Linked DNA regions of Homo sapiens: region 1 is linked to region 2. A link is an interaction called in ENCODE POLR2A ChIA-PET data of the cell type or tissue named here. Cell type or tissue: Panc1. All regions are shown on one strand. Links, peaks and the distances in the headings refer to the core of each region. The heading gives the core; the rest is flanking DNA.

Region 1 (16,699 bases), core at 7,850-11,849, 560 kb before region 2:
GGCATAGAGTGACAACAGCCCAGGCAACAGAGATCCTGTTTCAAAACAAAAACAAAGAAAACAAAGAAACCTTGAGATGCTCTGGGAATGCCCATGAAGGGTACTTACCTGGTGGAGGTGACAATTTCTTCCCTCAATTTAGGCAAGGTAGGACTGCTGGTGCCTTTCCCTTTCTTCCGGTCATCCGTGAAGCCCTGCTACCTACTGTTCTATGCCCCATAGCATTATTTAGGTCCTGCTACCAGCATGTTCTCTAGGTTCCTCAGCTTGTACATCTTAGGGAAAGCTTCCTTTAAACTTTGCAACAGTATCTCCCTGTAGGATGGAAGGATGTCAGCCATACCCTTTTCGTGCGACTCCGTAGAGGTCATTATTTTTCTACTCATAATCCTCTCCACTATCTGCTCTACTGCTCTTTTGCTGCTCAGTTGCAGCTCAGCTTGTTCACAGATAAGCTGCCTGTACTCATCCTCCTGATTGCCAATGTTCTGCTCGGGCATCTACAGAAGATCACCCCTGACCTCTAAGCTGTATGATGTTGCTTCTTTCTGCTTTTCTCTTGGCACATTTTGGCATTTTTGCCTGCCTCTAGATCAGCGCACGACTTTCATTAATCCAGTTTGATTTTAACTAATTTTTCTGGACATGATTTTAAAAGGTGCTGTAAAGTTTCAGGACACCTAGACTATATATAGTATCATGGGCCAGCTTAGCAGCTGCATGCTGACCTGGAAATCTGGGTATTTTTTTTCACCACTCCTGAACTTCGCTGCCAGTGGGAGATCCCAAAAACATCAATGGGCTGATTACTCTGTGTTATTGTGAAATTTCTTGGGCATATAACCTTGCTGCCCTGTATGAGCCTTTTGTAGACATCTCCCTTCTAGACTGCAGGTTGTCTCCAGAGGACAGGGCCTCTGATTGATTTTAGTAAGACCCAAAATCTCCATCAAATTGTCTTGCACTCAAGAAACAGATGTTGAATACATTAATAAATGGTCTTCTTACTAATAAAGAAGTTGTCAGCCTACATTTCACAGGACAATTTGACCTACTTAATATTTTCAAACAAACTGCAGTGTCTCCACAACCTGTAATTGGTCTGACTTGCTTCCAAGGGCTAGAGTGGATGCCAGTTTGTGGGCCCTGGCCTGGGGGTTTGTTGGCTTATTGGCTTTCTAAGCAGGCAAGGAGTGAAATGTGCTAGTGATGAACAAAGGGATTGGAACACGCACATCATATTCCATTCCTTCTCTTCTTTGCTTTCATGAAACTAGATTACCTCCTAGAAAATAATTAAAAAAAAGAATATGACTGTAGCTACTAATTCTTGAAACTATTTTTAGTAGACCTTTATAAAGATATTATTTCTGTATTTGCCAACCACCTAAATATGAAATATTTCATATCTTTCACATATTCAGGTATAGAGTAAGCATGTTAGTGCAAATGAAAATTGACTTATACTTACCAACAGCTACAATAGTGGCTGGCATGGGACTTCATGCCATGCATGAATGTGGATATGGCTTGGGAAATCTACCCAGGAGTAACAGTTGTTGTCTTGGCTCACCCCTATCAACCAATCAGAACTCATCTTGGACCTTAAAACCTCAGCAAAGCTTTCCTTGATACATTTGTCTGGCCTTTGCCTAGCATGGCAGCTTTCTGCCTCCTCTGGGGTGGATGGACCCTTGCTTGTCTGAATCTTTTAGTCCTCAGTGAATCCTTCAGCACCAACATTACCTAAACCTTTTGAAGCATCCAATAATGACTGAATCAATCAATCAATTAATTGGTGCCACGATAAATTCAGACGCTCAAATGGTTCCTCAGTTTGCTTTGTAATCCTTTTTGCTGTGGCCCTAGACACTTCCTTCCCCCTTACTTCACACTAGTTATTTTGAAACTTCTCTTTTTTGCACTCCATCCCAGCAACTCTCCCTCTTTCACAGAAAACGAACCTACTAATTAGGTTAGAAATTCTTTTAACGTCTTGCCCGCTATCCATTTCTCTTGCCCTCACACATACTAGTGAGTCTCCCCACATAGGATCTGGTGTCTGTTTCTTCTTTTCTCCTAGTGATATGACTTTGAAATTGGAAAAGTTTCCTTGTCCCCCTTTGCAGGGTGAGTGATGGGGGAGTGGCTCGCTTCTTCAGGGCCCCGCTGCTCAAACCTTTAGGGGAGCATACAGACGGGCAGGTTGTGGGGCTCCGAACCCACGGCAGTGTCTGGGGGTGAATGTTTATAGCTCCTGAAGGCCCAGTGGGTATGTGTTACATGGTGCTCTTTTAGTTTAGCCATCCGTAGGCAGCTGTGTTAGATCAATTAGACTCCTGCTTATTGCAAGGACAGAGGGCTTTCTGTATCCTGGGTTCTTGCCTTGGTGTACTGGAAGAATCAGATCACACGTGAGCTTGGAGAATGAGTACAAGGTTTTATTGAGTGGAAGTAGCTCTTAGCAGATGAGGGAGCCAGAAGGGAGATGATTTTCCCCTGGAGTCAGGCTGCTAGGTGGCCTGAACTCTCCTTCGACTGCCCTGGCCAACCTCCACCTAGCTGCTGGTGTGCCGGAAGAATGCCAGGTGCTCTTCCGCAGGCGTGCTCCCCTAGCTGTCCTTTAGCCATCCGGCTGCTTGTGTCTTCTTCTGCCGACGTGTTCCTCTCGACGTCCAGTCACTTGTGTGCCTGCTTGCAAGGGTCTCGGGGGTTTTTGTTTGTTTGTTTGGTTTTTGGTTTTTTTGAGACAGAGTCTCACTCTGTTGCCCAGGCTAGAGTGCAGGGGCTCGATCTCAGCTCACTGCAACCTCTGTCTGCCAGGCTCAAGTGATGCTCCTACCTCAGCCTCCTGAGTACCTGGGATGACAAGCGTCCATCACCACACCCAGGTAATTTTATTTTATTTATTTATTTATTTTTTGAGACGGAGTCTCGCTCTGTCACCCAGGCTGGAGTGCAGCGGCGCCCTCTTGGCTCATTGCAAGCTCCACCTCCCGGGTTCACACCATTCTCCTGCCTCAGCCTCCCAAGTAGCTGGGACTACAGGTGCCCGCCACCATTCCCAGCTAATTTTTTGTATTTTTAGTAGAGACGGGGTTTCACCGTGTTAGCCAGGATGGTCTGGATCTCTTGACCTCGTGATCCGCCTGCCTCAGCCTCCCAAAGTGCTGGGATTACAGGCATGAGCCACTGCGCCCGGCCCCTTTATTTTTTATTTACTTTTTTTTTTTTTTTTTTTTTTGAGATGGAGTTTCACTCTGTCGCCAAGGCTGGAAAGCAGTGGCACGATCTCGGCTCACTGCATTCTCCGCCTCCCAGGTTTAAGCAGTTCTCTGCCCTAGCCTCCCTAGTAGCTGAGATTACAGGTGCCCACCACCATGCCTGGCTAATTTTTTTTTGTATTTTTAGTAGAGACGGGGTTTCACCATCTTGGCGAGGTTGATCTTGAACTCCTGACCTGATGATCCACCCGCCTCAGCCTCCCAAAGTGCTGGGATTACAGGCTTGAGCCACTGCACCTGCTAATTAGCACCCAGCTAATTTTTTGTATTTTTTTTTTAGTATAGACGGGGTTTCACCATGTTGGCCAGGCTGGTCTAGAACTCTTCACCTCAAGTGATTCACCCACCTCGGCCTCCCAAAGTGCTGGGATTACAGACGTGTGCCACTGCGCCTAGCCAAGGGTCTCGGGGGGTTTTATAGGTACAGGATGGAGGCGTGGCAGGCCAGGGTGGTCTTGGGAAATGCAACATTTGGGCACAAAGGCAGGAGTGCCTGTCTCACCTAGGTCCCTGGGCACAGGGCTGGGGGTGGAGCCCTCGCCAGGGACCTGTCCTTCCCTTCCCAGCATTTCCCTGCCCAACTTCCGTATCAGCTTCTTATATGATCCTTCCTGTGGTGTCTGCAGTCTCCGGCAAACCCACGTTCCCCTTTAGCTACAGAACCTTCTGTTTCCTTCTTTCCACTGTCACATTTCTTGCTGAATCTCTACATTCTCTTGCCTTACATTCACTTGCCAGCCCTCTGTACTCTGGCCTCTGTGGCCAGAGAGAGACCAGCAGCTGAATCCAGTAGACATCATTTCATCCATATCTTGGTTCCCTTCTCTGACACATTTGACACTGTCTGTAACTCCTGTCTGCAAGTTCTTGGTTCTCAGCACCAGTTTCTCCCTTAGCCTCTCTGTCTTTACTTTTCCCATCTTTGAATCTCCTGTTCTCAGTCCCAACAGTCTGTTTCACCAGCTGCACACTGGTTAGTGTTCCCCACCCGGCCACACCTTCACTTTCCACATAACATATTCTCCCATGGCAATTACATGCATGCCAATGAACTCACCTATACAGGAGGGCATTCTGATAACTCTTGAGCCAATCTGCCCAGCCCCAGGTTTCTCTTCTGCCTTCCAAGTTTGCATGGTTGTCTTTCCTGCCGGAATAGCACGCTCTTCACAAATGCAGCACATCCAAAACGAAGCTCACTGTTTCTCTCCCAAAACTGCTTTTCCACCTGCATTATCTGCTCCCATGGTTAGGACAACCATCCACTAGTTACCAAGGCCGGAGTAATCCTAGACACCTACCTCTCTTTCATGCCCCACATCTAATCAATGACATGATCTGATCAACTCTACTTCTAAAATATCTCTTAAATGCCCTCTTTCCTGCAGCCACACAATAACAACCTGTGTTTAGATCTTAATTATTTTTCACCTAGATTACTTCCAGATTACAGCTCTCTGGTCTCCAGTCTTTTTCTTTCATCTTCTTTTCAGATAGCGGCCCAAGAGCTCTTTCTGAAACACCAAGTCTATGTGATGATTACCTTGTTTGATACATGCTGAATAAAACATACACTCCATAAGTTGGGACCAAGGACACTTCTGGCCCTCAATTTTGCCTACCTTTGCAGGCCCACCTTTTGCCATACCCACATAGACCTGTGCTGGTCTGCCAGTGGGGCCACTTTTTTAAGCTCTGGATTTCTGAGCTGTGCATTTTCTCTGCCTGAAAAACCCTTACTGATCTCCTCAACCTCATCTCTCCTGACTCAGTTAAGGGGCCCTTTGTTTCTGGCACGGCCCACCAACTAAAGTGACAACACATTCTCAAGCCCCCAGATGCCCTTTTCTATTTCCCAGGAGTGTGCTTATTGCCTAGAATTTTAACCTTCTGTTTACTTATCTTTCTCTCCAAATAGACGGAGAGCTCCTGACTTTCCTCAGTTCTTCTCCCTAATCTATAGCAAAGTGTGTGGTATTTAACATGTACACAATGTTTGCTGAGAGAATGGAGACATCATCAGACCTCCGCTTGAATTATTTTAGAGACAGACAGCACATCCTGTCAATTCAGCCTTTGTGCTATTGACTTGGGCATCTGGCCCTTCTTTCTCATCCCACTGTCTCCAACCTAGCTGGGGCTTTATTAGTTCTCATCTAGACCTTCAGTTATCCTTCCAGCTGTTCACCCATTCTGTTTGCTCATTCTACCATTCATCAAATGCATATGTTTCAATGTCACTAAGTACATCTTATGAGGCATCAAGTTCTGTTTATCTGCTCATACGTTCTACTTTTCAAAAATTCTTTCATGATAATTACATTATCCATAAAGCCCTTAGAGATGTGCAGGGCCTCATCTGCACAACTGAAATGGTAGTTGTGCAAGTCACACTCTAGAATGGCACCAATGATCTTCACCCCCTGGCACCCACACCCTTGTGTGGCTCCTCTCACGCTGTACAAGGGTCAGTCTGTGTGACCAATAGAATATGGCAGAAATGATGGTACATCATTTCCCTGATCAGGTTACAAAAGACATTAAAACTTCTTTTCCACTTGCTCTCTGTCTCCCCTACTCATTACTTTCTCTAGGGGAAGCCAGCTGTCATGAAGAGGCCTGCTTGCAAGTGAAGTGAGGCCTCTGGCTGATAGCCGCTTGAGTTTAGAAGTGGATCCTCCAGCCCCAGACAAGGCTCAGACGACTGCAGCCCAGACGACTGCAGCCCAGACTCATAGATACCTTGATTGAGTCTCATGGGAGACCCTGAAGCCCAGCTGAGCTGCACCAAGATTTCTGATCTTCAGAAACTGTAAAATAGCAATAGTTTGCTGTCTGAAGTTCTCAGGTTTGGGGTACTTTGTTATGTAGCAATAGACAGCAAACACAGGGCCCTGATGCTCTCTTTCCACACCTCTCTTCTCATCTTATTTATATCTTTATATATGTTTAAGCTCCATCCAGACTGAACTGCTTCTTTTTCCCCAAACAGGACCAGAAGATGTGAACTTTTTGCTTCTACACCTTTTCCTTAAGATGTCCTTCCATCCAAACTACTGTTTCCTCCCACCTCCACTTGCCACCGTCTTTACCCTCTTGATGCAGCTCCTCCTTAAAGCCTGTCTGATCACATCTACTAAATGAAGAGTACTCTCTCCCTCTAAGAACTCTAATAAGATTATGTTTATTCCTCTCATGTCACTTAGCTCTTAGTGTCTTTTATATAACCGTCTAAATATGTTTTTCTTGCCGTGTGAGCTGATTTACACAAAGTAGGGAATGTATAAATATCTGTCAAATGAGCAAGTAACTCTTAGAACCTGAAATACAAGCTTTTTTGGCAGGCTGGCTTTAGTCATTTTTACTTAAACAGTGTCTTCTAGCTCATGCTAAACATGTGAGACATCTGGGCTCCACCACTATGCCTGGGTTGGCTTTTTCATCTACTTCAGAGACATGTCTTAGGTGATGAGGCTTTCAAAGACAACATTGTTTCCTGGACAGTAATGGTTTCCACAGTTCTTTGATTTCCTTGAACACCCTAAACGAGCAGGAGATCTTGTAATTCCATACGTCTGATCATTTCTGCAGACATGCCTGGAAAACAGAGTATCGACACCAAGTTTAGACTTATGCTTTAATTTTTCAAACTATTTGAAAATCTAAATAAATATCCCCATGCAGGCCCCTTTTCCACCAACGTCCTTAAATCATTTGTTAATAAGTAATGTGCTAATACCTGGAAATGATTACATAAACGAGCAAATAAATTTGCTCTGCTGTCAGCTCTAGCGCTGTATTCTACGTGAAAACAACCATATCCAATTCTTTTTCCCCTTTGGTTGTGAAATGAAGGTGCACATTTTATTTTATAGCTCTGTAGGGAATAGTGGAACTATTGAAGCAAATGGGAAACTGGTTCAGGAAAAGGAAATTTAAACAAAGAACGTAAGATGAATAAAAGTGTAGAGATTTCCTTTGTGTTTATATCAGACATCCAGAGCTCAAAGGGCAACATATAACAGGCTCACTCTTATATGGAAAATTTAGTTACTCAGACTTTCACAGAGGTGAGTGTAAAACCACTCTAGGCAATTTAAGGAATTAAGTTTGGGAGACTGGTTGGAGATGGGACTAGCAAGACTTCAATTAATAAATTAATTGAAGGAGAAAATGGGATTTTTTTTTTTTTCCCCAAGACAGAGACTTGCTCTGTTGCCTAGGCTGGAGTGCAGTGGCACATTCTCGGCTCACTGCAACCTCCACCTCTGGGGTTCAAGCGATTCTCCTGCTTCAGCCTCCTGAGCAGCTGGGATTACAGGTGCGTGCCACCATGCCCTGCTAATTTTTGTATTTTTAGTAGAGACAGGGTTTCACCATGTTGGCCAGGCTGGTCTTGATCTCCTGACCTCGTGATCTGCCTGCCTCAGCCTCCCAAGGTGCTGGGATTATAGGTGTGAGCCACTGTGCCCAGCCAAGAAAATGGGATTTTATGGTACAAATTAAAAATTCACATATTGGTATATCACTTCAGTGAACTAATTACCCTAAACTTAAAAGAATCAAGAGGCACAAAGTGAATGAGAATTCAAGGCACACGCTAAAAGAAAATATTTGCAAAAGATATATCTGATAAATGACTGTTATCCAAAATATACAAAGAATTTTAAAATGCAATAAGAAAATGAACAACCCAATTAAAGCATGGGCAAAAGATATGACCAGAAATGTCATCAAAGAAGACATACAGAGGACAAACTAGCATATAAACAGTTGTTCAACATCATCTGTCCTTAGGGAAGTGCCAATCGAAATAACAATGAGATACCACTCCCCACCTATTTGAATGGCCAAAATCCAAAATACTGACAATTCCAAAAGCTGCCAAGGATGTGGGGCAACAGGAACTCTCATTCACTGCCAGTGGGAATGCAAAGAGGTATTGCCACTTTGGAAGACAATTGACAGCTTCTTACAAAACTAAACAAACTCTTACCATGATGAGCTTGCATGATCCAGCAATCATGCTCCTTGGTATCTACCTAAATGAATTGAAAACTTAAGTCCGTGCAAAAACCTGCACATGGATATTTGTAGCAGCTTTTTTTCATAATTGCTGAAACTTGGAAGCAACTAAGATGTCCTTCAGTAGCTGAATGGATAAACTGTGGTATATCCATATAAAGGAATATTATTCAACACTAAAAAGAAATGAGTTATCAAGCAAGGAAAAGACACAGAGGAACTTTAAATGTTTATTACTGAGTGAAAGAGGCCAATCTGAAAGGCTTCATATGGCATGATTCTAACTATATGGCCTGAATATACTACTAAAATCTAACACTACGGCCAAGCTCTTTTTGAAGAGAATGTTGCAGAGCTGTTGCAATGCCATCTTGGCTTGGTTAACACTCAACAGTTGTTGAAAATATTTTCTTTGATTTGGGATATAAAGTAAAGGAAAAATAATGTTTGGAATTGCAAATTGGTGATATTTCCAGTATCACCTCTCAGATGGAAATGTGGTTAAAAATGAATGAATGAATCTGTACTCATATGTGCACCAGAATGCAAAGGACCTTAGATTTACATTTCATCTAATAGGATGTGTGACATAAGGAAAGGCTGAAGAAAAGGGTGGCGTGAAGGCCTTGACTGTTATATATTGGTCAATCTATTTCAATTTCCTTGGACTCTAAAGCTCCTCATTTGGCATCCCTAAGAAAGACACAAGAGGTAGAGTAATAGAGTGGTTAAGGGGATTAACTCTAGGCTAATATTCCCTGAGTTCAAGTCCTAACTCTGTTCCTTATTAGCTCTGTAAGCTTTGTGACCCAGTTCATCACCTTTAATATGAGTATATATCATGATATCCATTTCATAGGGTTGTTTACATACTCTATAAAGTGCCTAGAATAGTGACTAACAATATATTTTTGTGTGAAATGACATAAAATCCAGTAGAAGCTTGTAATTAAATGTAGTGGTCATGTGATTACCAAATACCCAATTTGTCAAACTTCATTTGTCATTTGCATGGTCTCCCCTCAGTCTCATCCAGTTACCAGTTAATAATCATGGTTCCACCACTCCAACCCAGAGACGTCCCAACCAGATTGGTATTGAAAAATGGCTGGATTAATGACATGTATTTATTCTGCAGAATACCCACTATGTGTAAGAAGAACTTATAAAAAGCCCAGACTTAAGTGCATTTCAGTTTGGTGCCATCTACTTTGAAAAAAGAAAAAAAAAAGAGCTCTTTGCTTTTGTTTCAATTTATAGACTCAGTGGTGGATCAGCTCATTTAATGAGCTATAGCTGAGAGCAAATACTCCGGGAACGTCAAGTGCTAAAAGTTTGGAGGATTTGATTTTTTTCAGTCCAGTAACCAAAAGCATTTGATCTTTTATTGACAGAATATGGTTGCTGTAAAAAGAAATGAAATGTCCTAAGTATTCAGGGTTGAATAGCTATGAATGCTTTCTATTTTCACTGTTCAAACACCCTTAACTTTATGCTGTGTATAATAATATATTAGCATGTTCAGGGTTTATAAAGAAAATATACTTTTTTTCATGCAGTATTAAAATGGCCCCTTAAAAGTATATATTTCAAGGGAATGAAATTCTCTCAATGTTGTAGTTTTTTTATTAACAATTATTTTTCCAGATTAGTCTTCTGTTCCACCTAGGTAAAACAAGTAAAAATGAAAGTAGCATACAGGGATGTTTCTTATTTGAAAGAGTAGAAAATGTGGTTTTCTTCCAAATTGTGATTTCCTTTGATAAATGTGCCGTTACTTGATACTGGAGACTACGAGCACACTCAAGGGCAACACACAGCCAGGGCCTGGCAGATCCTTGTTGCAGGCCTTTGGAAACAATCCTACTGGGCTAGAATAACAGCTCCATTATTCAGCATGGCAAGTCTATCACCCTACTTACTAGCATAGTTTGGAGGTTAAACAATGGTGTCTCCTGCTACTTACCCATTATCAAATTTCTTCACAATATTTATTTAGACTACTATCACTGAAGCAAGGGCACCAACTCATAAAAACTCAACTTTCTCAGAAGTAAGACTTCATTAAAGAGAACACTCCAAGAGGAAAGTACTCTGGTTAGGAACATTCCTTTACAGTCAAGAAAATCAATTCCAACTTGAGTTTCAAGTATTTCAAAATTACTGGATGAGAGAGATATGTTACTTTTATTAAAAAATTAATGCTCTTTAGAAGACCATCACTTAAATATTAGTGTAATTCATGCTACATCACAGTTAATTGAAAATATCACTGACATTTGTAGATAAGAATGACAATAATAACTGGAAAAATGCATTTAGTTGCCAATGCCTGCAAATAAATGCCGATTTTGCTTACGGCAGACTAGAAAAATAAAAGCAGACCAAGGTATGTTTGTTGGTTATAAGGGTGGGTTGGTCTCATTTAAGTTTACAGTGGGAAATAATATTCATTTGATTTAAAAAAAATCTATGTGAATGATTTAAAGAAAGAAGAAAATCTTTGGGGTAAGTGTTGACATTTAGAATACAGAATCTGCTTTTTACCTTCAGTTGCTGAGAAACTGATCACAGCTTGGTTAATCTTTTACCAGGAAAATGTCCACTGATTAGGTAACTTAGAAACATGTTTATATTTCTTAGCTACTAGGGTAGATCTACCAGCTCAATTTACACGTTAAGCCTAGGAAGTGGAAATTCTTAACCCTGGATATGGATCTGCCCAAACGTCTGTCTTTCATTGGTCTCCAGACTTTGTTTCTATAGCGAAAGCAGCCTCTAGGGGTGGGTGTGTGGGAGAGCGCCCCGGCCCCCAGCAGACACAGGGAGTGAGATATGACAGCACTCTTTAATAATGAAGTGAGCACCGTGGCAAGCCCAGATTCTGAGCAAATTCTCTTTGAAAGGCAAGCAGCTGTGTAATCATTTATCTAGTCTTAGTAGGAAATGGCTTATTTTACACAATTTTCTCAAAAGCAAATTTGAAATCCTCATTGTAATGTGACACCTTCTCTATCCTCAAAGTGCAATGAGGAAGAGAAAATTTAATATAGGAGTCAGCTTTCCCCTCTTATCCTTCACTAACAGCAGCATACTTATTTGATATATAAAAATAATAAAGGTGAAAATTTTGGAAGAGCTGAAGTCACCTTTTTTGGGGGGTGCTTTCATTTTGCTATTGGCTGTTAGTGCTAAGCTGAATTATAACATGTTCCACAACTTTATGGAAGACAAGACTTTGTGTTAACTGCAGAGTAAACTCACCAACTTTTAGTGCTGCCAGTTGTTTACAGTGAAATGGATCCTTGATGTTTTTTTTAGATCCTTGATTTTTACAGCCTTCCAACCACTAACCTTCTCCAGTGATAAATTCTAGGGCAATTTCAAATTCAGAAAGATGACAGTCAATTCCTGAATTTAGGAAGGAAATCGTTTCTTTACATGCTTACTTTGCATTTCAAGTCCGCCAGAAAGGAAGCCCTAGCACATTTGAAAATATCTTGGGAGTTACACAAACGTATGCAAGGCATCTCAGATTTATCTTTGGCATCTCTGCCATTTATTTAGAAGCTGCGCACAAACAGAATCTGTCTTGTCCCATGCAGCCCTTCCATCGCACTAGGAATACATTATTGTGCTTCTGTTTAACATGCAGCCTTAGTGAAAGTACAAATTTGATACAGTTATACTTTTATAACCTTCAGTTTACAGTTGAGCTCTATGCCTTTTTAGTGCTGACTAGAAAATCAGATGGGATGAATCTGGGAATACAGCTTCACAATGTGCATAATCCTGGCTCTGCAACTGAGGAAAATCAATGAGGGGAAGCATTGATCTCCTTGCAGAGTGCAAATGCAGTTAGCTCAGAAACACTCTGCCGGGGATTTTGTTATTCAAGTCATTCAGCTGCACAACATGTTTTCAAACCAAGCTCTTATCATGCAGCAGCTCTCTAGATTCAGCTTAACTCTACTTACACATGCATAAAAAAACATGTCTTCCAAGAGGAAAAATAACTGCATATCCACAGTCAGCTTCTATGTTTGGTCAAGGCTAAGCAAAATAGCCTTCACTTCAGTGACATTTCACTATGTCACTGGGTGGAGAAAACTCCTGCAGGAAGATGTGAGAATGAATCACTTCAGGAAAATATTATCTTCAGCTATGATGAATTTGATGCTTGCCTAGGCTGCTTGGCCAACTTGTTTTCCTTTTTTTCATGAAAAAAAGTAAATGTAACCAAGAAATTATCTGGAGGGCCCACCATCGATATGCACGTGTGTGCAGATACAAAAATGAAATGTATTACATAGCCAAATACAGTATGTATAAAAATATATATTGCAATATTTCATACTTGTTAGTGAAAATATTTTTACAACGTAGTGCCTCCCAAGTGCAGGAAATAAATCAAACCTTTTAAAAGAGATTGCAGATGATTCATTTACTGCTGTCATAATATGGTGTTTTCTTTAATGAAAATTTATATCGTTTTTCCTGGACTCAGTGGAATAAATTTATACTGAAAGATGGAAAGTACTGATACAGTCAGTATTAAACGCATCCAGTACTTGATATGTTGTAAACAGGAGCTTGACCAAGTGAGGTATGGACTGACATCATTTGAATGTACATTTTCTAAGACTTTCCATGTTAAAACCATTCTAAATGTAGTAGAAATGAAACTTGTGGGCCGGGCGCAGTGGCTCACGCCTGTAATCCCAGCACTTTGGGAGGCCGAGCAGGCGGATCATCTGAGGTTGGGAGTTCAAGACCAGCCTGACCAACATGGAGAAATCCCGTCTCTACTAAAAATACAAAATTAGCCGGGTGTGGTGGCGCATGCCTGTAATCCCAGCTACTCAGGAGGCTGAGGCAGGAGAATATTGCTTGAACCTGGGAGGCGGAGGTTGTGGTGAGCCGAGAGCGCGCCATTGCACTCCAGCCTGAGCAACAAGAGTGAAACTCTGTCTCAAAAAAAAAAAAAAAAGGAAAAAGAAAAAAAGAAAGAAAGAAAAGAAAAGAAAGAAAAAGAAAAAAAGAAAGAAAGAAAAGAAAAGAAAGAAAAAGAAAAAAAGAAACTTGTGGTATTTGGCAATGAGACATAGCACTTTCAGGTCAACCTTATGCTAGTATCAGTAAACTACCACCAGACTGATTTAGATTCAGATAATGGATTTGTAGAAAGCAACCTGCAACTGTAAACCTCTGAGTAAGAGGGAAATAAAGCTAGCAGCTCTAGCTCCTTAGGGCATTTTTAAATGTAGGCAGGTGTAAGAAATATTACTAGGAACAGATGACCACTATGAAATCATCAAGAAAGAAGAGAAAATGAAAGATTCATATATAAAAATGTATATATATATTTTTATGTATAAATGTATATATTGAATTATATATGTATTTGTATGTATAAATGTATATATATAATTATATATGTGTGTATATATATAATTTTATGGTTCTGGAATATGAAGCAAGGACTCATGATTGACAAAGGATGGGGGCACAAATCAGAATTGAAGAGAAAATAATTCTCTCTAGTATGGTCAAGATAAAAAGCTTTCCTGGTGGGAGGTGGGAGTGTGGGAGGTCTGATGTACAGGCACATGGATAGGAGGTGAAATATGAACCATCAGGAGTGGGGTCTTATATTAGTGTTTTTGGAGCATCAACTTTGTAAACACTGTGAAGATGGTTCGCCAGGGATTGTGTTGCAGAGTATGGAAAATAAAAATAAGCCAGTCAAAGAACCTGTGGTCCTATGTTAACATTCTCCAGGATTACAAGTTTAGGGTAGGGCAGTTTTTTATTGCCCTTGAAGTGAAAAATGATGTTACTATATGATTCTTACTTTTACGACAATCTAACTGACAGCGTATTGCAATACCTTAAGAGAGATTGTAAAACCTTGAGATTATTCAGTACTGTATTAGTCAGGGTCCTGGCAAGAGAGAGGAGCCACATAGCAATTTGAACAGGGACAGTTTAATATAAAGAGTTATTAATTATAAAAGGAATACGACTAACAAGATATTGATTAGAAGTAAAAACAACTCTAAAGAAAGAATAGCATATTTATATTATATTATATCATGTATACTAGTCACTGCCCTTATGGCTGGCTGAGATAAAGAAATCAAAGAAGAGTCCCCAGGGCTGAGATCTCGATCTTATTGATGGCAGAAAAGGAAAAGTCACTAGTGGAACTTGCTAGGAATCCACACCCTCTAGGATGCCAGGGAAGGCTGTTCACAGGACGATGTCTCACTGGAAGCACTCCAGTCCAAAATTTCCTGAGGTGGGTGCATGAAGACATTGTGGGGACCATGTACCGGAGCATCTGTGAGTGCTTCAGAAGTTTAGTGCTGAAGAAGCCACCCATGCCCCAGTTGTCAACTGCTGGAGAAAATGCCCATGCTAAGGGAACATGAGAAGCAAGAACACCTGAACCGAGACGCAAAACCCCTTTCCTCCTGCAGCGTCTCTCTAGTGCTGTCCCTAGACAAAGCTTAACATCATGTCTACTGGCAAAGGGGAAATATTTAAAGGCCCCAGATCCATATTCAAGAAGCAAGGCACAAAGGTTGAATTTGAAGTTGACAGGTAATAAATCCATAACTGGCAAGTGTTCATTTAGAATCATTACAATCCTTTCCACTGAAAACTTGAACACATTTAGGGTTTCTGTATAGTGAGATGATGGTTATACTGTTGAGAGGTGACACCGTGCTAGCAGCCCTCACTCTCGGCGCCTCCTCGGCCTCGGCGTCCACTTTGGCCATGCTTGAGGAGCCCTTCAGCCCGCCACTGCATTGTCGGAGTCCCCCTCTGGGGCTGGATGAGGCCGGAGCCAGCTCCCTCTGGTTGCCGGGAGGTGTGGAGGGAGAGGCACGGGCGGGAAGTGGGCGCTCGCGGGCCAGCGCGAGTTCCGGGTGGGCGTGGGCTCCGCAGGCCCCGCACCCGGGCTCCGCAGGTCCCGCACCCGGGACCCCGCAGTGAGGGGCTTAGCACCCGGGCCAGCAGCTGCGGAGGGTGCCCCGGGGCCAGCAGCTGCGGAGGGTGCCCCGGGTCCCCCAGCACTGCAGGCCCGCTCACGCCGCGCTCGAATTCTTGCCGGGCCTCACCCACCTCCCCACGGGGCAGGTCTCGGGACTTGCAGCCTGCCATGCCCGAACCCTCCCACCGGTGGGCTCCTCCCCGGCCAGAGCCTAGCCCTGCTCCAGGGCGGCTCCTGGTCGGTCCCATAGACAGCCCAATGGCTGAAGAGAGCACGCGTGGAGTGGGACTGGCGGGCAGCTCCGAGGGCCACGTGGGCACGGGATCCACTAGGTGAAGCCAGTTGGGCTCCTGAGTTGGGTGGGGACTTGGAGAACTTTTATATCTTGCTGGAGGATTGTATATGCACCAGTCAGCACTCTGTGTCTAGCTCAGGGTTTGTGGATGCACCAATTAGCTCTCTGTATCTAGCTAATCTGGTGAGGACTTGGAGAAAGTTTATGTCTAGTTAGAGGTTTGTAAATGGCAGCAATGGGCACTCTGTGTCTAGCTCAGGGATTGTAAACGCACCAATCAAAACTCTGTCAAAACGGACCAATCAGCTCTGTAAAATGGACCAATCAGCTCTCTGTTAAATGGACCAATCAGCAGGATGTGGGTGGGGCCAGATAAGGGAATAAAAGCAGGCTGCCCGAGCCAGGAGCGCAACCTGCTGGGTCCTGTTCCAGCCCGGGAGTTCTTGTTGTTTTGCTCTTCGCGATAAATGTTGCTGCTGTTCACTCTTTAGGTCCGCGCTGCGTTTATGAGCTGTAACACGCACCACCGAGAAGGTCTGCAGCTTCACTGCAGAAGCCAGTGAGACCACAAACCTACCGAAAGTAAGAAACTCTGGACACATGTGAACATCTGAGGGAACAAACTCCGGACACACCATCTTTCAGAACTGTAACACTCACCGCGAGCGTCGGCGGCTTGGTTCTTGAAGTCAGCGAGACCAAGAACCCACCAATTCCGAACACTCTGTGAGTCATTTTTTTGGTTCTTTTTTTATCTTCAGGAGGTAACTACTCAGAGGAACAGTTCAAATGGTGACAGTGTAGGCAAAACACATCACCTAACTTACCAAAGCCTAAATTTACCCTCTTGTGTCATTTACATCATATTCTGACAATGATGTTACACCTAAACCACAAACAGTAAACAAAAAAGTATTAATGCTTCTTTTTTAGGTTCTTACATATTGCAGAGTTAAATACATTTAGTTAAATGATCTGGGCTCAAGTCAGTTTATTTCCCCTTTTTCATAAAACTGCTATTAGGCCACTGATTTTTTTTTTTTCCTGTTAGCCTAGTAGGATGGCACATTAGTTTGCCAGGACTGCCATAACAAA
Region 2 (16,699 bases), core at 7,049-11,048:
TCTCAAGACATTCTTTCTTTCCCACCGTATCTTATATTTTCTCAATGCTTCTTTTATATTATACTATTTTACTTTACTTTCTTCATAGCTTTTATTGTTGAGATAATGGCTCAAACGTTTCTGATTACTTTTTTCTTTTCTTTTTTTTTTTTTTTTTTGGTTTGTTGTCTGCCAATAGAACTGTAAGCTTCTGGAGTGAAGGAACTTGTCTATCTTTCTCACTGTTCTATCATCAGTGCTTAGAATAAGGCTAAGAGTTAATAAATATGTGTTCAGTGAATGAAGAAATGCACTCCACATGAATTATAAATTACATTTCTCTTTATAATAGTCTATTTCAAGAAATAATTTAAGCCAATGCAGAAAGACGATGGCATTATCCAATATGGAACAATATACCATTAACAAGGAGCAAGTTCTGAGCTGCTTGGGCAGCTCAATGGAATGTTTTATAATTATTTAGATTCTTTTAACGTTTTCAAAGTGGAGCCACATAAGAATGAATTTTTTTAACTGAGCAAGATTTGAAAGGCCCTGCCTGTTTCTGCAAGAACCTGAGACTCATGCTAGAATATTAAGGCACAGACTACACAGGTTACAAATCAATGTAGAATACCATGGGCATAGTGATGTGGACATGGTAGAGAGCGAATACTTTTCAGAAAATATTAAGAGACCATCTGGCAGAGTCTCATAGAATGTCTAGCAATTGGGAATGTAAAGGAAAGTAAAACACTGCAAACCACTGAATAGCTATGTAATAACATCAAGAATCTATGGATGAGAATCAACAAAATTGAGCAATATGAGGATAGAAAAACTTAAAATTGTCTACTTGTTATTTCTTCGCCCTGCATTCTGTTAGATAATTTTATCAACATAGAAGTTGAGTTTTACATATTAGTCAGGATGTGTTAAATGGAAACCACAGATACACAACTAAAACTAGATTAAACACATACAATTGTTTTTTCTATGTAGCACATCAATCTTCATAATAAAAACAACTGAGAAAAACTGGAGAAAACACAATAACCATCTGTTGGAAATATTGTTAAGCCATCAAAACAGCCAGCCCTTGATGGGCCAACATCTTAGTGAGAAGAGGAATTCACTGAAGTGAACATGACATTCTATGCTGGGTTATTTTGTTGCTTCAATCTATGTGCTGATTCATAAACAGCATTGCTGACAACTAATAAATCGAGCAGAAAGAGTCTACTGAGAAGTATAGAAGCTGAACATAGCCTTCAGCAGTCTCATGGGCTTAGGGAGAAAAATTTTGTCATTCAGGGCTAGCAAGGCAGCTCAAGGTTGGGAGGGGGGTCACAATTTTGAAGAGCAGAGAAACTCAGAGAAGTAAACCTGACAGTGTGAGATGCTGTTCCCTTAAAGAATCTGTCATTCATAAGTGAAACAGACTGAACATCTGGGGAACTGAGCAGATAACAGTTGCTAAGTGCCTAAAGATCTAAGTATACTTATCAGTAGTCCAACTGTGATGAGAGATAAAAATTGGAACTAAAAGCCTACCCAAATTAGAAGACCCTAGTAAACAGTCCAGCCTTCCATTGAGACATCTGAGCTATAAATAGATCAATCCTTTAAAAGTTAATTGTAATATGCTGTGGGTCTCTTTGGATTTATCCTATTAGGTGTCCATTGAGCTTCCTGGATCTGAATTTCTATTTCCTTCCCCAGACATGGACAGTTTTTTGCCATTATGTCTTTGAATGTATTTTCTGTTCCTTTCTCTCTGTCTTTTTAGTAGTCCAAAAATATATGCATTATTTAGCTTGATGGTGTCCCACAAGTCCCTCAAGCTATCTTCACTCTTTTATATATTTTTCTTTTTACTCTTCAGATTGAATTATTTCCATTGATCTGTCTTCAAGTTTTCCTGTATTTTATTCTGCTTGATTTAGTTTGATTTAGAATCCCTCTGTGGAATTTTTGAGTTCAGCTATTATATTTTTCAGCTTTATGATTTCTATTTAGTACTTTTAAATATTTTCTTTTTGTTGAAATTCTGTTTTTTAAGCATTGCTCTTTATACCTCAGTGGCCATCTATATGACTGATTTTTGAATTCCCTGTTAAGTAAATCACATTCTCCTTTTCACTACAGTTGGTTTCTAGAGATTTACTTTGTTCTTTTATTTGGAACACATTACCTTGTTTCTTAATTTTTTTTTTGATTTTCTGGGTTGGTGTCTGCACATTAGATAAGACAACCACCTCTCCCAGAATGAAATATGATCCCAAATCAACTTAGGGTAAGCCTGGATAAAGTTGATTTATTCTGACATCCTGGGTGAAGCTAAAAAGAATCTTCTCCTGGAGGAAAGCCACATTTCCCAAGAATTTTAACTTTTCTTTAAAAAAAAAATCTCACAAGGCATAAAATTCATTAAAAATTCACAAGGCATACCAAGAGATAGAAACAAGCGGAAAAGCAGACAACAGAAACAGTCACATAGCTGATCCAGGCATTAAAATTATATTGACTGTATTTTAAAATAACTGACTATTATGTTCAATAAAGAGATAAAAAGAGAGAGAAAAATGGTGAAGAGGCGGCAAGATTAACTTGCAGCTCCTACTTGGACAGGCAGAGCAGCATGTGGAGACTCAAATTATGAAATTTTTTTCCCAGAACTACCACAGAAACATACCAGGAAAGCTGAGAGAATCCACAGATCCTTTGAAGGAAGTGGCTTGCTGTTGCAGGCTCCTTGAGACAGCCAAAAACTGTGAGTACTCAAAGTGTGAGAGGGGGAATGTCTACCCCAAACACACATTCTCACTGGGGAACCTGAAGGTCCAGATCATGGGAGAAGGATTTGACCTTACCTGGAGTTGAGATGAATTTAGAGAGCTGAGCGAAATGTAGGGGTACAAGAAGCAGCAGGAAGAGCTCTGTAGACACTATTGGTCCCCAGGGAAACAATTCCTGACTTTCAGGGGTCCTTGGGGAGGGCTGCCAGTGGAACTGTGGAAAAACCACAGGGAGAAGGAAACTTTCACATAAACTTTGTAACAATTTTGACCAAATGCATGGTGTCCTGGACAGCATCCGGGGTGGGGGGAGGGGTGAATGGGGAGTGCAGATACAAGCACAGAAACTGCTGCAGGTGGGAGGTGTGAAATCTGAAAGCCCTGCTTACTTTCTCAGTCAGGAGGCTTGTAACCTGGGGCAAGTTCTCAGCCCTGCTCACCAGTTGCCTGGAAATGAACTCAATGCTATTGAGGGGGGACAGTGGGAGTGAGACTGGCCTTTTGGGCTACGTGGGAGCTGGATGAGGCCTGTCGCTTCTGGCTTTCCCCCATTTCCCTGGTGACTGCTACAATGCAGCAGAGGCAGCCATAATCTCCCTGGGGATGTAACTCCATTGGCCTAAGAACCACACCCGCTTCCCCCATAGCAGCTACAGCAAGCCCCGCTCAAGGAGAGTCTGAGCTCAGACACACCTAACCCTGCTGCAACCTGATGGTCTTTCTCCACCCACCCTTGTAGCTGAAGACAAGGGAAATAATTTCTTGGGAGGTCTGTGGTCCCACCTACTACCTGAGAAACCCAAATACTTATCCAGGCAACCCTAGGGCAAACTTGCATCTTCCCTATACTACTGCAGCTGATGCTCTATTGAAAGTGCCACCTCCTGGCTGGAGGCAAACCAACACAAAACCAGCACAGTAAACAAAACTACCACCAAGGACCTTCACGGAGTCCAGTTCACTCTCCTGCTACCTCCACCAGAGCAGGTGCTGGTGTCCATAGCTGAGAGACCTGAAGATGGATCACATCACAGGACTCTGCAGACACTTCCCAGTACCAGCCTGGAGCCTGGGAGCCCCACTGGGTGGCTAGACCCAGAAGACAAATAACAATCACTGAAGTTAGACTCTCAGGAAGCCCCATCACTAGGGAAAGGAAGAGAGCACCACATTAAGGGAGCACCCCATGGGAAAAAGGAATCTGAACAAAGCCCTTGAGCCCTGGATCTGCTCTCTGACATAGTGTATCCAAGTAAGAAAGACTCAGGAAAACAATCCTGGTAATATGACAAAACAAGGGTATGAAACACCCCCAAAAGATCACACTGTCTCACCAGCAATGGAGGCAAAATGAGAATAAATCTCTGAATTGCCAAAAAAAAAAGAGAATTTAGAAGGTTGATTATTAAGCTGCTTACGGAGGCACCAGAGAAAGGTGAATACAAACTTAAATAAATTTTTAAAAAGATACAGAATATGGACAGAAAATTATCCAGAGAAATAGATAGCATAAATAAAACACAATCACAACTCCTGGAAATAAAGGACACACTTAAAGAAATGCAAAATACACTGGAAAGTCTCAGCAATAGAACTGAACAAATAGAAGATAGAACTTTAGAGCTTGAAGACAAGGCTTTTGAATTAACCCAATGAGGCAGAGACAAAGAAAAAAGGATTAGTCCAACAGCAAAATATGACAATCCTAAATATATATGCCCTTAATGCTGGAGCTCCAAAATTTATAGGAGAATAACTACTAGACCTAAGAAAGGAGATAGACAGCAACACAACAATAGTGGGGGATTTCATTACTCTCTCAACAAAGAAACAATGGACTTAAACTATACCCTAGAGCAAATGGACTTAACAGATATTAACAGAACATTCTACCTAACAACTGTAGAATATACATTCTATTCATCAACACATGGAACATTCTCCAAGATAGAACATATGATAGGCCACAAAACAAGTTTTAATAAATTTAAAAAAGTAAACATTATATCAAGCACTCTCTCAGACCACACTGGAATAAAATTGAAAGTCAAATTGAAGAGGAAGTCTTAAAACCATGCAAATACATGGAAATTAAATAACCTGTTTCTGAATGACCATTGGGTAAACAATGAAATCAAGATAGAAATTAAAAAATTCTTTGAATTGAATAATAGTGACACAACCTATCAAAACCTCTGGGATACAACAAAAGCACTGCTAATATGAGAATTCACAGCATTGAAGGCCTACACTGAAAAGTCTAAAAGAGCACAAATAGACAATCTAAGCTCACACTTCAAGGGACTAGAGAAACGAAAACAAACTAAACCCAGATCCAGCAGAAGCAAATTAACAACAATCAGAGCAGGACTAAATGAAATTGAAACAAACAAAAATACAAAAGATAAATGAGACAAAAAGCTGATTCTTTGAAAACTTAAAATTGATAGACCACCAGCAAGATTAACCATAAAAAGGAGAAGAAGACCCAAATAAGCTCGATTAGAAACAAAATGGGAGATATTGTAACTGATATCACAGAATACAAAAGATCATTGAAGGCTACTATGAACACCTTTATGCACACAAACTAGAAAACCTAGAGGAGATGGATAAATTCCTGGTAATATACAACACTCCTATATTAAACTGGGAAGGAACAGACAAATAACAATGGTGATTAAAAAAATTGCCAACAAAAAGTCCAGAACCAGTCAGATTCACAGCTGAATTCTATCAGACCTTTAAAGAATTGGTACCAATCCTATCGACACTATTCCAAAAGATAGAGAAAGAGGGAATTCTCCCTAAATCATTCTATGAAGCCAATGTCACCGTAATACCAAAACCAGGAAAAGACATAACAAAAAAAGAAAACTATAGACTAATATCCCTGATAAATATAGATGCAAAAATCCTCAACAAAATACTAGCTAATCAAATCCAACAGCATATCGAAAAGATAATCCACCATGATCAAGTGGGTTTCATACCAGGGATGCAGGGATGGTTTAAAATATGCAAGTCAATAAATGTGATATACCACATAAACAGAATTAAACCAAAAAATCACACGATCATCTCAATAGACACAGAAAAAGCATTTCACAAAATCCAGCACTTCTTTATGATTAAAACCCTCAGCAAAATTGGCACAGAAGGGACACACCTTAAGGTAATAAAAGCCATCTATGACAAACCCACAGCCAACATTTCACTGAACAAGGAAAAGTTGAAAGCATTCCCTCTGAGAACTGGAACAAGACAGGTATGTCCACTTTCACCACTTCTATCCAACATAGTACTGGAAGACCTAACCAGAGCAATCAAATAAGAGAAAGACATAAAGGGCATCCAAATCAGTAAAGAGGAAGTCAAACTGTCACTGTTCACTGATGATAAGATTGTATACCTAGAAAACCCTAAAGACTCATACCAAAATGCTCCTAGAACTCGTAAATGAATTCAGTAATCTTTCAGGATACAAAAATCAATGTATACAAATCAGTAGCACTGCTATACACTAACAGCAACCAAGCTGAGATTCAAGTCAAGAACTCCTTTTACAATAGCTGCAAAAAAAAAAAAAAAAAAAAAAGAACTTAGGGATATACCTAACAAAGGAGATGAAAGACCTCTTCAAGGAAAACTACTATTAAAAAAAAAAAAAAACTGCTGAAAGAAATCATAGACAACTAATTGTTTGGCTCTGTGTCCCTACTCAAATCTCACCTTGAATTGTAATCCCCATAATCTCCATGTGTCAAGGGTAGGACCAGGTGGAGGTAATTGAATCATGGTGGTGGTTTCCCCCATGCTGTTCTTGTGATAATGAGTGAGTCCCATGAGATCTGATGGTTTTATAAGTGTCTGCCATTTCCCTTGCTTGCACTGCTCCTTCCTGTCACCTTGCTTCCTCTTTGCCTTCCATCATGACTATAAATTTTCTGAGGCCTCTGCAGCCATGTAGAACTGTGAGTCAATTAAACAACCTCTTTTCTTTATAAATTACCCAGTCTCAGGCAGTTCTTTATAGCAGTATAAAAATGAACAAATGCAATGACACCAGAAAATGGAAACGCATCCCATGCTCATGGATTGGTAGAGTAAATATTGTGAAAATGACCATATTGCCAAAAGCAATCTACACATTCAATACAATTTCCATCAAAATGCCACTACCATTCTTCACATAACTAGCAAAAACAATCATAAAATTCATATGGAACAACAAAAAAAGCCCACACAGTCAAAGCAAGACTGAGCAAAAAGAAATCACATTACCCAACTTCAAACTATATTATAAGGGTACAGTCGACAAAACAGCATGGTACTGGTATAAAAATAGGCACATACCAGGCATTGTGGTGGGCACCTGTAATCCCAGCTACTCGGGAGGCTGAGGCAGGAGAATCTCTTGAACCTGGGAGGCGGAGGTTGCAGTGAGCCAAGATCGCGCCACTGTACTCCAACCCGGGCAACAGTGCAAGATGCTGTCTCAAAAAAAAAAAAAAAAAAAAAAAAAAAAAAGGCACATAGACCAATGAAACAGAATAGGGAACCCAGAAATAAAGCCAAATAATTACAGCCAAATGATCTTTGACAAAGCAAACAAAAATGTAAAGTGGGAAAAGGACACCCTGTTCAACAAATGGTGCTGGGATAATTGGCAAGCCACATGTACAAGAATGAAACTAGATCCTCATCTCTCACCTTATACATAAATCAACTCAAAATGGATCAAAGACTTAGATTTAAGACCCGAAACCTTAAAAATCATAGAAGATAACATCGGAAAAATTCTTCCAGACATTGGCTTAGGCAAAGACTTCATGAACAAGAACCCAAAAGCAAATACAACAAAAACCAAAATGTATAGATGGGACCTAATTAAACTAAAAAGCTTCTGCACAGCAAAAGAAATAATTACAGAGTAAACTGACAATCCACAGAGTGGGAGAAAAAACTTCGCAAAATATGCATCTGACAAAGGACTATTATCCAGAATCTATAAGAAACTCAAACAAATCAGCAAGAAAAAAACAAACAATCCCATCAAGAAGTGGGCTAAGGACATGAATAGACAATTCTCAAAAGAAGACATACAAATGGCCAACAAACATATTTTTAAAAGCTCAACATCCCTAATTATCAGGGAAATGCAAATCAAAACCACAATGTGATACCACGTTACTCCTGTAAGAATGATAATAATAAAAAAAAAAATAGATGTTGGTGTGGATATGATGAAAAGGGAACACTTTTACACTGCTGGTGAGAATGTAAACTAGTACAATTACTATGGAAAGCAGTGTAGAGATTTCTTAAATAAATGAAAGTCAATCCACTATTTGATTCAACAATCTCACTTTTGGGTATCTACCCAGAGGAAAAGAAGTCATTATACAAAAAAGATACTTGCACATGAGTGTTTATAGCAGCACAATTCACAGCTGCAAAAATATGGAACCAGCCAAAATGCCCACTGATCAATGAGTGGATAACTACTACTCAGCCATAAAAAGGAACAAAATTATGGCATTCACAGCAACCTGGGTGGAACTGGAGAGCATTATTTTAAGTAAAGTAACTCAGGGATGGAAAACCAAACATCATATGGTTCTCATTTATAATTATAAGTGGGAGCTAGGCTATGAGGATGCAAAGGCATGAGAATGATATAATGGACTTTGGAGACTCTGTGCCAAGGGTAGGAGCAGGGTGAGGGATAAAAGACTACACATTGTGCACAGTATACACTGCTAGGTTGATGGGTGCACCAAAATCTCAGAAATCAGCACTAAAGAACTTATTCATATAACCAAATATCACCTGTTCCCCAAGAATCTATTGAAATAAAAAATTTAAATAAAAAAGCAAACAAGATGAAGGCTTTCTGCAAAGACAGATCTATTTTTAAAAGAAGAAAATTCCAGATTTAAAAAATGCTATAATTAATGCATTTTAAATTTCATCCATTATTAATCTTATTCTGGATATATACTACTATAATGTAATATGATTTCCTATTATAGTAACAACTTGTGGTTTTAATTTTCATTTAGCTCACGGCATTGGGAGACTATGGAACATTTGGAGAAGCCATACATTGTTTGTATATCCACTTTGGAAATTTCTGGGGTATTTTGTACATTTTATTTTTTTAATTTTTAATTAAAAATTTTTTTGTAGATACATAGTGGGTGTATATATTTATAGGGTACATGAGATGCTTTGATACAGGCATGCAATGTGAAGTAATCACATCATGGAGAATGGTGTATCCATCCCCTCAAGCATTTATCCTTTGTACTACAAACAATCCAATTACATTTTTAAAGTTATATTAAAATATACAATTAAGTTATCATTGACTATAGTCATGCTTTGGAAATGTGTCCAGAAGTATCTATTAAGCACTTATGTACATAACCTATGACCAAAGATTTCTGCTCCCAGGCATTCATCCAACAGAAATGCACAAACACATGCATCAGAGGGAAGCTCAAGAATGTACATAGAAACACTTTTTTATTGCCAAATGAAAAACAAGCTAAATTCTCAACCACAGTAGAATAGATAAATCGTGGTATATTTACACAAAGGAATACTACGTATGAAAACAAATAAAACTACACATACCTTTACGGATAAATCTCAAATAATATTGAGTGACAGAGGCAAGGCATAAATGACTATGTATTATATAATTTCATTTACATTTAAATGTATTTCCAAAATGGGCAGAACTAAGCTATGATGGAAGAAGTCTACCTGTAAGGAGCAGAGGGCCAATGACTGGGAAAAGCTATAGTGGGGCTTCTGGCCATGGGTACTGCTCTATTCATCAATCTGTGTAACGATTTCACTGGTAAATTCATTTTGTAAAAACTCATTGAACTGTACACTTATGACTTTTATATATATGGAAAACTATCTAGGGAGAAAAAAGGATGAGTGGAGTGTGACAAGAGAAGCAAAGATTCAAACCCAAGAAAGTCCGGATAAGATCTAGATGCGATTCTTGGCTCCTACTGTCTCCCTTGTCTTTGCTTTCGTTTCTCTGGAGCCTAGTTGTTTCTCTTGCCTTTGGTTTTGTGAGATATTTTCCAATAATCTCCCTGCCCCCTGTATTTCTGTTGTTGTTGCTGTTATACTATCTAAACAAATCTGGAAGGTGTTTCCTTAACTTGGGGCTTTTCGAAAGAAAAAAAATAAACAAGGATTTGCTAAGAATAATCTGAACCCACACACTGAAATAGAGTTATGCATTTTTTATTCTACCTACTAGTTACCAGAAGTGACAAACTCTGTCATCAAACTCTGACACATAATCCCTGAACAAAACAATTTATGAGAAACTTGAATGGAAACATAGCACCAAAACGAAATTTTCACAGATACTTTTAAGAGCAATTTGATTACTTTTTAAGGGCAGATTAACTAAAGTATATTTAACTAAAATTACTATATTATCTGAGCTTTTTTTCATTCAGAGAATCAATTCAAAATAAGCAAATGTTCCATTGTCCAACCCCTAGAAAGGACCTCTGGAGATTTTGTTTTAAAATGAAACAATGAGGCTGATGAGAAAACAGATAAATTAGGTATATACTAAAGTGGCTAGGTGTATGTGTTTATGATGCAAGGCTGTTAACAGTGACATTTGAATAGTTCATGGTTTGGGATGATTTTCAGAGTCAAATGATCAGCTACATTCAACTACCTTTGGCCCCACATGTATTTAAAATAATTTAATTTCAAAGAAGCTTTCAATGGATTAAGTTTATCTGAGAGAGTCTTATGTGGCTTTAATACAGGTGACTTTGTTGGCAAACCTCAGTTGTTTTGTCTGTAATAGATCATTTACAGCAAGGCACTAACCCCAGTAAAAAAAAAAAAACAAAGATTTGCAAAAGCATTGCTACCTTGAAATTCTTCAATACTAGGTCTTTTACTTTGTAAAGGGATTAGTCTGCTGAGTTGTAAGAGGCTTATTTTGGCTTGTTATTAATTTAACATTTCAAAGCATCTATTCACAAGATTATATTTAATTAAATATTAACGTGCAAAAGTTTAAGCCACGTCCACATATAATATCTCTATCAATCCTCAAAAATTGCTACACAAAAGGAAGAATGGATGTTACGCTTACTTTTTCAGAAAGAAAAAAGTGAACACTTGAAAAAATTTGGGTACTTGGTTTACGGACATGTTTTTTGTAATGGGCAGGACCAGGGATCAACTGCAGGTTTCTTCCCTTCTAATAAAGTACTCTTGTCAGTAGATAGTTTTGCTATATATTAGATAGATAAATATTGTACAAATTGATTTAGATCCAGTCTCTTTACAAGAATGGCCTTTTCTCTATGTAACCCACATCTGTTATTAAAAACATTTTAATACAAAATTCATGCACGAATTTTATTCATATTCTTTTTTTATTATTAGAATTTATAAACTCATGTCAACAAGTAACTTATGTCATTTATCTTTCCACCCAGAAATAGGGCAACTTAATATTTTCTATATCAATGGCACACAAATTTTCTATTTGTCTGCTTTATTGGTCCCAAAGAAGACCACTAAACTGTGAAACTTCTATTGTGTGCAGAATGAAAGGACCGTAGGATATCCCTACTATAATAATGATTCATGGAGTGAAGAGTATTAGAATGTGAAATGTTGGTTATTTCCTTCACACATTTTCTTTTTCCTCTTTATTCTTTTTCTTTTTTTTCCAACCCACTGGATCATTTGAAGCTTCTATTTTCAACTGTTAATTTGTAGTTGATTTTATTGGATCCCTGAGTTTCACCTTTCCCTACTTACTTTTTACTGAACGCTTTCTTCCTTCCCTGGTCTATGTTGCACCCAGTACACAAGGACAGGGGAAAGAGTCAAAACAACCACCTCGATAATAAGTTAATACTCTCTCTTTACGGCAAACAGCCCAGTTTTGAAACAATTGTCTTGCTAACCCTTTCTTCCAATTTCCCACCCCTGTGAAGAAGCTTTCCCAACATTAATAGTGTGACACTCTCTTGGTTAGGTTTGGTCTACCTTCTATTTCACTTACTTATATTTCCCATCTCATTCTCTTGGTGATTCAGCACCTGAAGGCAGAGTTCTTTTCTTGCTGTACATCTAGCAGAGTACCTAAGAGAGAAACTTGAATGAAAGCTTCTTCTTTAAACCTAATTGTTCAAGTCCTGATGAGCCAGTTTTTGCTTTCTCCAAATAAATATTTGTCATCGTTGCTCGCTTTCTCTCAACTCCTTTTCAAGTGTCTGGCTCAGTGTTTCTTACTGGTCAATGAGAGTGGCTTGAACTCTTACTATGTAATTCTTCTCTACCAAAGAATTTTATTCTGGGATTTGGAGGTGCGGTGGGGAAGAAGGCAGACTAGACAGAAATCATGCACCCAAAAATGTTTAAAGGCTTGTTGCTGAGAGAAAATTGTAACTATGTCATATTCAAGTGTATTTTTAACCTCCTAAAATGTGTTTCTCCTTTTTCTAATCACAAAAGCCAGTGTAAACTATTTAATTCCACAATTACAGGATGAAGAACTAAAAACAGCATAGCCTGAGGCAAGAAGTGAGCATCCTCACACTCCATCCTCATTAGTGAGGATAAATGTGTCGTCACTGGGCAGCCCGTTATGTATCCCTCATTTGTGTATTAATTAAAAAGAAAGCTTGGTGGTAACATGAATCTATATGACAGAAAACCATACAGTTGTCTAACTTCAAAAACAGTGGTAAGAAAGCGGTTTTATGTTCTAATTAAAAAGGCCTGTATTTTACTATTACACGCCATCGCACATATGTTCATGGCTCTCCGTCTCCCATGCTACCTCTGAACCACGTTACTACTGTTAGAACACTGGTTTTTGGATAGGAATTGAAGAGCAGAGGGAGGAAGGGAAGTTTTTCAAGAAGAAAAGGGATTTCCATTGTTTCCAGGAAACTGCTAAAATATGTATATGTGTGTGTTTTCTGAGCATTTCTCACACGTTTTCAAGGCTCAGTTTCCCACCTCTGATTTTTTTCTCCATTTTCTGCCTAGCCTGCTCATTGCTAGCATCAACAGATGGGATCCCCCAAATGTGAGAAAGTGTGATTAGACAGTGACTTCATGGGACAAATGGAGGACTTCTTTGCAAATGGGAGAGGAAAGTATTCCTATATCCATTTCAGAATGCGAAAGCAGAGTTTTTGCTCAGATTTTTTTCTCCAAAGTTATGGGAACTGATTCAAATGTAAAACTTGGCAACATCTTGTTCTTAAGATGATGCATAAACATTGATTGCCTCATATGCTTAAAGGAGACGTTAGGACTTTTTTCCTTAGGACAATTAGAAGCTAACCAAAAGGCAATGTGTTGGAAATGTACATGTTAACTTTCCATGGTACCAGAAAGGAAGACATATAGAATATTGGCTACTGCCCAGTGACTCTCTTTCACATGCTTTCTGCTCCTTGTTGTGAATTTAGAAAAGGTTTTCGTTTTTGTGTGGTGCATAGTTGGGCTCTGCCATACATATGATTTGAGACATAAAGGACAAAGGGGGTTCTCCCTTTATATAAGATACATTTTAAAATAAGAGAAAGTGTGAAGTATTGTTCTCTTATTCTTCCTGGACCATTACTTACTTCCATCAGTACAGCAATTTTGATTGTGTCAGGATATGAACCATTTTGGCAAATGGGAGCTAAGTGCTTTTTAGGTTTAAATATTTATATAAATAAATGGAAATCAGGAAAAAGTCATAGTTTCCAAGTGAGTAAGATCATTTCTTTAAAAAATGTAGAGCTCCTTAGAACTACAGCTGTAAAACTCAGGCATTTTCATATTTATGGCATCTTTTGAGTCAAATATTTTCGTTTTACTGTGAAATTTGTACAGATAATTAAAACTTCATGAAGAAACAGTGATTTCTATCCAAGTTCTCATACTTAGACATGGAATTGTCCCCTCACCTCCATTCTTACTCCATTCACTCTAGAGCAGAAGTGAAACTAGTACTGCCAGCCATCTTTGACATACAGAATTCCTGGAAATCAGCTTAGCTTTCAGTCTACACATGACTGAAGATCTTAGCCAATAAAATTGCATGTATAATTGAGTGTTGTGACTTGTGAAAGTCATTTTTTATGGCCTTTAAACTATATTCATGGTATCCCTAGAACAATACTTCTTTCAGACTAGATATGCATGAATCAGCAAAGTAGACAAGGTAGGATATTAAGTAAGTTTAAAAATAAATGTAAGGCTAGAGGGAAAATATTTCTCTTCCCACAGAATTAGTGACCTTTACAGTCATCATCTCCATCTATTTGCACCTATCCTTCACCCCACTTTTGCCTAAGGTGTCTTCATTTGATCTTTGTTGTACGTGCTACTCAAAGCCCTCAGATGATGACAATAATCAAGACAAATGAGAGAAAATCTGAAGCCATAGTGGGCTCTTACTGTCCCTCCACCTGTGTGAAGAAAAGAAATGTGGTTGAAAATGTTCTATTAGTCTTTCATATTTTCTTTTCTTTAAAACCCACCCCACTCCCTTCCTGGGAATTCATTTGTCGGAAAAATACTGTATCTTCTAAGTTATTGTTTTTAGATAAACTGTTTTTTTTTTAATACAGCTATTAAAAAGAAATTCCGGCCGGGCGCGGTGGCTCACGCCTGTAATCCCAGCACTTTGGGAGGCCGAGGCGGGCGGATCGCGAGGTCAGGAGATCGAGACCATCCCGGCTGAAACGGTGAAACCCCGTCTCTACTAAAAATACAAAAAATTAGCCGGGCGTAGTGGCGGGCGCCTGTAGTCCCAGCTACTCGGGAGGCTGAGGCAGGAGAATGGCGTGAACCCGGGAGGCGGAGCTTGCAGTGAGCCGAGATCCCGCCACTGCGCTCCAGCCTGGGCGACAGAGCGAGACTCCGTCTCAAAAAAAAAAAAAAAAAAAAGAAATTCCACTCCCCTTCTATCCTAGAGAAATGATTGTTGAATTTGAGTAGTCACACTGGGTACATTTAAATGGAGGCTTCCAATTCAAAATATTGTTTTTCTTCAAAACATATTAAAATTACTTGCTACAGACTATATGTTATAAAAGAAAAGTTAATCAATAAAAATGGCCCCTTTCATTTCAAAGCAAAGCTTGCTATTCTGGAAAAAAACCTCTCAGTGAGAAGTAACACACTGCCAAATGGAAAGCATGAGAATCATTATTGTCATTTTACCATCTCTCCACTCTTAAAGATTCTCTGAAACAACAGGCAAACCTCATTTACTTTTGTATCTGTGTCCACAGAACTATGGGGAAGAACTAAACTCAACTACAGTCTGTTCTTTGCCTTATGTAAGCTGTTTTACTCCCATCATAATCACCGATAGTGACCCTCTTTCCCATCTGTTGATTTTTTTTTTTCCTTTGCTGAAACAGTGCTTTGGTTTCAAAAATACAGATCTCAAAATCATTAACCTAGAAAGAACCTGGCCTTCATTCACTTCGTTTATGAGATGTTAAAGCAGTCTCAAGGGTTTGCTAAAATAAACTAACGGGCTGTAGAGGAGAACAACACACCATCTGGCCAAGGCAGTGAGGCTGAGAATGCATAGCCTAGGTAATTACTTTAGGTGAATCTATTACAACACATGGAAATGACAGAAAGCTTGGATATTTTCTTTCTTTGCCCTGTGAATCTTCCTATGGTCTTAACGATGGAACAGTCAGCTGGAACAAAGAGGAATCCAGGGATAATGTACAGAAATGATAGTATGAGTGATGGGACCACTAGTAAGAGACATCAATGACTTACAATTCCACTAGACCTCTGCTGTTCAATGAAGACGGAAATTTTCTGTTTATGGAAAAGACTCACGGAAAGAACTTTGTGTAAATATGCCTATATACATTGAATTACTCAGTACACTAAAGAATCCAGTTAATGTAAAAGGAAAACTGTATTGGAATAGATTTATGCCCCATTAATTTAGATTTTATAAACATGGATACCTTAACTGCCTCTGAGATCTCTTCAGAAAGAACTTTCCTTGACTCAGACCTACGTTTCAATTAAAAAATACCTCTTGAGGCAAACCTGCTTATAAATGGGCCACCTGATCTCCATCTTTCAGAATTAGGACATATCTCTATCCATACTACCTCCATCTTCTATTTCCCCCCACTTATCAGCCCACTGTGACAGAGCTTCTGCCCCAGTCATTCTACGCAAATAATTGCTTCCTGTTTGCCAAATACACAGTCAGGCAATGTTACTTCATACTACTTGACTTCTCAGGATCTTCCAACGCAATCATCTCCTCCTTCTCAGGTATTCTCTTATGTTTGCTTTCAGGGTGCTGTACCTTTCTGTAACAGCTTTTCCAGGCATTTCCCCCCTTTCCATCCCCTAAATATCGATTTTCACAGAACTCAGTTTATAGGCCCTCTCTGCACTCTCACTAGGTAATCATCTTTTCTGGTGACATTAGAAACCATCATTATACAACATTGAAGAGGTTAAGTAAATACCCTAGGGTCCTGAACTGAAAAGGGAAACAGCAGGATGAAGGTGTGATGCATCCTCTAGCTGTAGCCACTGACAAGACCTAGCACCAGAGATCAACCCAAAATCAACGAGTAGCCAGATTGTATTTAATACAATACCATTTTTCTTTCTTTAAATACCATTTTTCTACTAAAAAAAACTAGGGTTCCCAAGAGAAATGGTTGACTGTAGGTATAAGGCTGGAAATGTGTCAAAATTGTCCAGAAACTAAATTAAGAGGCTTTTTGAAACACCAAATGAAATAATAGACCTAAGCAATGATCCTCAATGGCTGCTAATGTCAGAAAAAGCAAGAAAACTACACATTTTGTGCCAATATGAATGTTTGTGACCAAAAATAATTA

What was found. ChIA-PET counts read pairs that join two places held together with the same protein. Peaks named below come from ENCODE experiments on the same cell type or tissue, not always from the same donor. Only the 100,000 strongest peaks of a DNase experiment are listed, where the experiment ranks them.
Region 1: POLR2A ChIA-PET joins it to region 2 with 7 read pairs; 1 of 35 experiments calls an interaction of 5 or more read pairs at or near these places.

What each region holds. Positions count from the first base shown.
Region 1 is chr5:124,877,234-124,893,932 of GRCh38, forward strand. No RefSeq gene overlaps it. Among named protein-coding and RNA genes, the nearest start is that of ZNF608, 140 kb to the left of the region's middle. In Panc1, for the core only: a CTCF peak has its summit at 11,074; no DNase peak of the experiment used is centred there; H3K4me3 peaks cover 658 bases; H3K27ac peaks cover 2,617 bases.
Region 2 is chr5:125,437,944-125,454,642 of GRCh38, forward strand. No RefSeq gene overlaps it. Among named protein-coding and RNA genes, the nearest start is that of LINC02240, 47 kb to the right of the region's middle. In Panc1, for the core only: no CTCF peak of the experiment used is centred there; no DNase peak of the experiment used is centred there; H3K4me3 peaks cover 409 bases; H3K27ac peaks cover 2,737 bases.